2 separate regions of the Homo sapiens genome follow, and region 1 is linked to region 2. The links are chromatin contacts, found by Hi-C in ENCODE. All regions are on one chromosome and are shown on one strand. The core of a region is the stretch at or near the end of the contact, and the rest is flanking DNA. Distances in the headings are between cores, read along the strand shown. Region 1 has its middle 88 kb from the start of SGIP1. Region 2 holds the start of AK4 (adenylate kinase 4).

Evidence for each region. Hi-C counts contacts between places; a loop is a spot of excess contacts on that map. Pooled maps may share reads with other maps.
Region 1: a pooled map shows a loop between it and region 2 (2.8-fold over the local background). The contact joins the enhancer-like site here to the promoter of AK4 in region 2. A Hi-C loop is called at or near these places in 3 of 50 pooled maps.

What each region holds. Positions count from the first base shown.
Region 1 is chr1:66,444,229-66,447,424 of GRCh38, reverse strand. No RefSeq gene overlaps it. Among named protein-coding and RNA genes, the nearest start is that of SGIP1, 88 kb to the left of the region's middle. RefSeq lists enhancers at 735-784, 795-844. Within about 2 kb of position 1,789, at least 14 of the 41 ENCODE cell types and tissues checked have a DNase peak (open chromatin) inside an H3K27ac peak, as active enhancers do.
Region 2 is chr1:65,146,059-65,149,642 of GRCh38, reverse strand. It overlaps AK4 (adenylate kinase 4), which reads right to left and starts at 1,440. Exons shown (of 5, transcript NM_013410.4): 1 at 1,091-1,440. The coding sequence starts at 1,235. RefSeq lists enhancers at 1-191, 192-910 and silencers at 504-783, 844-1,143, 1,524-2,023, 2,034-2,273.

The sequences.
Region 1 (3,196 bases), core at 540-3,039, 1.3 Mb before region 2:
TCCAATAACCTATATTGGAGGTGCTGATTGCAGCAATGTAAGTATTTATTTCCAGACAATCCCACCATATAACTCCCTCCTCTGCTCACTTGCTTACTGCTACGGCTGCCTGCTCAGGTTGTAGTTCATTGCTTCTGTTATTATTTACTTAACTCTTAGAGCCTCAGAAGTTTTCCCTCACTTTTTAATAAGTGTAACAATGCATTAAAATTATGTTTATTGTGTGTGTGTGTAATTCATCATTGGATTATAGGTCATTGGATTATAGGTCAGATACTTTTTGAGCCCTGAACATCATAGGCTGTCCTTTTCAAGACATCATATAATGTCCTATTCCATCATAAGAATCTTTCTCCAAAATTCCATGAGAATGACCTGAATCTTGATGTCTCATTCTCCAAGACTCAAGAAAGCACATATATTTGCATTCTCAGACTGATAGCAACTGAATGGTTATCATTCAAGGAGAACTTGTGAAAGCCTCCCCTTCCCCAGAAATGTCCACATCAGGAGCTTGGCGTTTAAGAGGTCTCTATGTTCTGGTATCTGAGCTGTCTGAGGGTCACTTTGGATTACAGATTCAGGAGTGAGAGGGACCTGGTAGTGAAGACCGCAGACTAGAGATGCTTGTAAGAATAACAGGGGGAGAGAGATTTCTGAAATTGGTATATGGATTTTTGTAATTAACATTTGCTATATCCCCAGTGTCTAGTATAAGCTCTGACAAATCAGAGACTTTAGAATAAATCCTTGTCGGTTGAATTAAAAAAATCATGAACCCTTTTTGAGCTTTAGCGACAGTATTGCTTTCTACCACTAGATGGTGGTGTAAAACCACTTTCTCTCTCTCTCAGGCACACAAAATGGCCTTCGTTGTTTTCTGGCCTTCCAAGCAGAAGATTCATCTCCCCAGTCTCAGCTTTTCAAATAATCTCAATCTGGATATCACGCGGCCTTTTCTTTCTGAGAAAAGCTTGAAATCTTTCAGATTCATTCTTGAAAGCTGTGATTTTTCCAGCAACACGTCTACTAATATTTGATTCACACTGGGAAGATTTCTATGGCTGTGACATCCAGAATGCAGATACATCTATGGAGCATGGTTGTTGTTGTTTTGGTCAGAGGTGGCAGTGTAGATTAATTAATGGAAAGAAAAGAAACCAGAAATTGTGAGATTTGGATACCAGACTCAACATCTCTGTGCCTTTCCTCAAATTAAAAATATCCAACTTGGCCGGTGATTTTCAAATTGTTCTCTTGTTCCACAATGACCTAAGGAAACTTCAGAGACAAGTCCAGCTGACAAGGTGTGTGCATGTGTGTGCGTGCATTTGCACATGTGTGTGCACATGTGTGTTTGGTGATTGGAGCAAGTATGAAAGGTTCAGTTATGTTGATGCCCCTCCTAGCCCTCACATTTGTGGTTCTAAGTTCTTTCGTTTTCATGATTGAATTTTTCACCCTGGTCTACTTGAGTGCATACTAAGAGATGTGGGGCTCTGGACCAGCCTGAAAGGAGACCCCTGCAGTCTCTGTTCATCTCCAGCACCCTCCTCTTCTCTCTCCTGGTTCTGTCTTTCTACTGTCTTGCTGAGCTCTTGCTGCCTGGCTCAAATAACTCAACACAGCAACAAGAGGTATTTGGAGAAGGGTTGGAGAGACAGAGTTTTCATGGCAGTGCAATTAATTGAAAAAGAAAAGAGCCAGTTCTTATAATGAGCCTGAGTAAGTACATAAACAGAAACTGAATGTCAAGACTCTCAAACAGGAAAGCGTCACCCCAGCAGGCTGTGCACAGAGGCAGGAACAAAGCCCACAGAGGCAGGAACAAAGCCCACAGAGGAAGAAACAAAGCACATAGAGAAGAGGGTCGCAAAGATGGACAGGTGGGACCATGAAGTTAAACAGCTCCACGAGCATGCTTTGAGTGTCTACTATGTGCTGGGCTCTAAGGATATGGAAACAAATGTAAGGAAATCTTAGGAATTGGGAGAGAGGTTCCAAACTAGAGAGCTACCAGGCCCTATTTAAGTGCTTTGACAGTAGGAGGGACAGAGTGCCAGGAAAATTCAGAGAAAAGGTACCAAATTTAGTGTTGGTGGGTTTGGGAGACTCCCTGAAGGAACTAATGCACAGAAAAAAAAAGGAAAGGAAAAGAAAGGAAAGGAAAGGAAAGGAAAGGAAAGGAAAGGAAAGGAAAGGAAAGGAAAGGAAAGGAAAGGAAAGGGAGGGGAGGGGAGGGGAGGGGAGGGGAGGGGAGGGGAGGGGAGGGGAGGGAAGGGGAGGAGAGGGGAGGGAAGGGAGAAGGGTGGGAGGGAGGGAGAAATAAAGAGAGAAAGAAGAAAAGTTTGTATGAGCTTAAAATTGTCTCTCTAATCCTTCTCCAAATACCTCTTTCCTGATGCTGACGTGTTGACTTATTTGGGCCAGGCAGCCAGAGCTCAGGGTGACATTAGAAAGACAGCACCACGGGAGGGAATAGGAAGGTGGTGGGGGTGAGCAGAGACCTGCATTCATTCTTAGCTAAAGGGTTATCTCTTTTCAGGAGAAATTTTTATCAGACTTCTTTAATATATATTTGGTAGTTGGTTTTATACAATTATGTAGTATTAATAGCTACTCTTCGTTAAGTTCTAAGCATAGTTCTAGGCAATTTACATACAATTCCACATTTAATCCTCACAACAATCCCTTGAGCTAGGCAGTAGTATCAAGATCTTTATGTTGAAAACTGTTTTATGGAAAATTTTAAGCTCACACCAACTTTCTTTCCTTCCTTCCTTCCTTCTTTCCTTCCTTCCTTCCTTCTTTCCTTCCTTCCTTCCTTCTTTCTTCCTTTCCTTTCTTTCTCTCTCTCTCTCTTTCTTTCATCTCCATTTTACCCATCACCCAGTATGAAGAGTTATCAACTTGGAGCCAATTGTGTTTCATCTAGGCCCCCCACACTTTCAGATGTCAGTAGTATGTTAAAGCAAATTCCAGATGTCTTGTCATTTTATCTGTACATCACTCAATATGTTAATCTAAAATATAAGGATACTTCGAAAAATGTGAACACGAGTCTACTTTCAGGGAAGGTGGAGTAGCAGGGATTGAATTTATCCTCCTGCCTGAAACAACAACAATAACAACAAAAGAAAAAAAAATACGTGAAAGAGTTTTTGAAGTTTCTAGACATCAGGCAATGAGGGACAGT
Region 2 (3,584 bases), core at 191-2,690:
CCTTCCTTTTCAAGCCAGTCTGTGCTTCTGAAATGCAGATCTCCGGATAATTAGTCCATGATGGGCAATAACCAGCCCGGACATCCTTGAGAAGTACATCGACAGTAAAGGACCCCTGCTGGGAAGAACAACTTTTCATAAAGGAGTTGCTAATTACCAGCATCTCCATCCCAGAAGGGTTAAGAGCCTCGCAGCAGCACAACCGCTACCTCTCGCCTTTTAACGCCAATTCTTTCGGAACTGGTGTGAACGTGGAGTGGGAGGAGAGGGGGAAAGGGACGCACTCAACCCCGTCAGACTAAGAAATCAGGCGATCTATATATCCCCAAGTTCACCACGCCAGCCAAAGGAGGCATCTCATGCCAAGGGAGGCAGCTCAAGAAGCCATTTCCAGGAAAGCTGCATTACAAAATGTAATTTATCAGAACGAGTCTCCTCCGAGTCTCCTGACGGCCAGGCCCGGCGGCTTCGGGAGGGGGGGGAGTTGCTGGGGAGAGTTTACCTTAGAAGGCGACAACGAACAGACAGGCCTTTCAAAGCCACCCAGGGCTCTGCCCCGAGGCCCGAGGCTGCGTGGAGGGGCTGGAGAGGCGCGAGGCTGCGAGCCCCCCGGCGCCACAGGTTCCCCGGCGCGCGGCCCCGCCCGACTGCCACAGGTGGGCGGCGCTCCGCCTCTGGGCTCCCGCGGGAGGGGGCGCGCGGCTCTCTAGGGACTCGGGGGAGGGGGCCAGGGCTAAGGGGTACGGGGACGGCTCTGCCTTAAGGAGGGCAGCGTGAGACGGAAGCTCCGGGTTTTCCCTGCCTAGTTCTCGTTCCCTCGGCCGGGTGGCTCGGGCTATTCCTCGCGACAGGAGGAGCGGTGGAGAGGAGCCGTGGGCACCTCCCACCGGCCGCCCCTGGAGCCTCGGCCTCCTCCCCAGGCGCGGTTAAGCCGCGCGGCCGCCAGCTGCATGCGCCCCGGCACGTACGAGCCTGCACGACCACACGCGGGCGGGGGAAGGGCGCCGTGATCCGGGAGCCCCAGTCCCTCCAGGGCCTCACCCCAGCCCAACGCGGCTCGCCCCCGGCCCTCGTCCCCGCAGCCCCTCACCGGTGCTGGCCTTGATGTTCTCCCGCAAGAAGTGGCCGCTGGAGAGATGCTGGAGACCAAAGTTCTGGGCGATCCTCTGGCACACGGTGCCCTTGCCCGAGCCGGGCGGCCCGAGGATGACCGCGCGCAGGAGTTTGGAAGCCATTGCCTTCGCGAGGAGGGGGGCGGTCAAACGCGCAGCCCCGACCGCGGCCCCGGAGGAAGCCCCGGGAACTTTGTTTCTCGGCCCCCTACCTCTGGCACCCTCCGCTCTCACTGGGACTCGCCGGCCGCCCCTACAGGGGGAAGGAGAGACTTTTAAGACAACCCCTCCCCTCAGCCCAGCGCCGGGACCGAGTAGCAGGCGGACTGAGCGCCACGCTACACCTCCCCGCCCTTCTCCACCTCCTCGCCCTCCTCCACCTCCTCGCCCCCACGCAAAGCTGCTGAAGCGCGCCGTGCCCCGCCCTGCCGACTCGGCCTCCAGGGGTCAGAGGTCGGCCCGGCCAGTCCCACCTTCATCCTTAACTCCAGCTCGCTCCCCACGCCGCGTCCGAGAAGGGGGCCGGGCGGCCAGGCATCCCCAAGCCAGTCTCCGCCGAGCCGGGGAAGCTGGCACAAGCGGGGGTGACTCAAAGCCAGCCCCCGCCGCCCCACGCACCGGGCGGCCTAGGGGCTGAGCCCCTGCCCGGTCCTCGCACGTGGGCAACGTGTGGTCTGCGTCTCGTCCCCTCCCCGGCGGCTGTCACATCCCCCGGAGTCTCAGCTGCCGCCGCTGCCCGCCGCCCGCGCGCGCTCGGAGGGGCCCACCTCCGCCCGGGGTTGGCGGATGCGCTCCCCGGCCATGGGGCGCGCGACGAGCCCGAGCCCCGCGCCTCGCCACCAAAAGCAATCAAATAAACACACACCTTGGCTGGAGGCAGCACTCCGAGAGGCTTCCAGCCCGGATCCTGCAGGGCGGCGCCGCCTCCGCCCGCCCAGTCGCGGAGCCCCGGCCGGCCGCGCGGGACTCGCGCCTTACGTAAGCCCGGGAGACCGGCTCCGCGCGAGCCGCTGGCCGCCGCCCCCTCCCCTCCACTCCACTCCACTCCCACCCAGCCTGCCTGGCCCACGTGCTCCCTGCGACCCAGCGAGGGCTGCGGGGGCGAAGCGAGGTGCAGACCACGCGAGGTAGAGAAACCCCTTTTTTTCTTTCGCGGTCGCCTGGGGACCGCGGTCTACTGCAAGGGAAGGGAAAAATACAACTTGTTGAGCGCCTACTGTGCGCCAAGTTTGCGGCTAGGTGATTTCATTGTGTTTACAGCCGAGGAATGGAGCGTGACCATTCATTCATTGATTCATTCTGCAAATGTTTATTGAGTGCCTACTGTGTGCCAGAAACTATTCTAGGCGCTTAGGATCTAGCCGTGAACAACAGATCGAATCCTGCTCTCAAGAAATTGCGTCCTAGCGGGAGGCTGGAACCCAAGACTGACTGACTCCAAAGTCTAGGCGCCTTAGGGAACAGGGAAGAAGGGGATGTCCCTCACCTGTGTTCAGGACCTTCTTGGTAAATGATTCCAGGACTTCCATGCGCATTATGCTGGTGCTGCACCTATAACTCACCAAGTCCAAATGGAGTCTGTCTTCCCCCACTCCACCCTCCCCTGCATATCCCAATCCACATTCTGTTAGATCTGTGCCCACCTTACACACAGCCTTTAATTTCCCACCCCAACTAGTGGGATAAGTGCCCATAAGACTCCAGTTTCTGTGCCATTCCATTTTCCGTGCAGCTGCCAGGAATACTGATAAAGTGAAAATCAATATTTATTATTTCCCGGCCTCAGATATTGTCTTCCCTTCAGGATAAAGTGAAAAATCTTCAGCAGGGGCGCAGAGATGCCTTCCGTACACCTTTGCATTCTGCAGGCCCCCTCCTCTGCCTTCCTTCCACAGGCCACCTGCCTTCAGGAAATCTGTTGCAGAGTTCCCAGCACCAATACCCAGGACTCAGAGAAGGTGAGGGACACAAGTAGTGGGATGGTGTGGAGAAGAACCCCCTCTCAGCTCTTTGATTGGGGTTGGTGGAGGGCAGGGCCTGGCATAGTTTCCTGACACCCAGCGCCTCTCCCCACTGCTTACTCCACGCACAAAATTGGCCAGACAGCACACCCAGGCCACCAGCCCCAGGCCAGCATTTGTTCCATAGACTGATCTCCCTCTAAAATGTCTCAGTGTGGCCGGGCGCTGTGGCTCACACCCGTAATCCCAGCACTTTGGGAGGCCAAGGCAGACGGATCACTTGAGGCCAGGAGTATGAGACCAGCCTGTCTAACATGGTGAAACTCCGTCTCTACTAAAAATAGAATGATTAGCCAGGTGTGGTGGTGCACGCCTGTAATCCCAACTACTCCAGAGGCTGAGGCAAGAGAATCACTTGAACCTGGGAGGTGGAGGTTGCAGTGAGCTGAGATCACGCCACTGCACTCCAGCCTCGGAAACAGGGCGAGACTCTGTCTCAAATAAATGATAA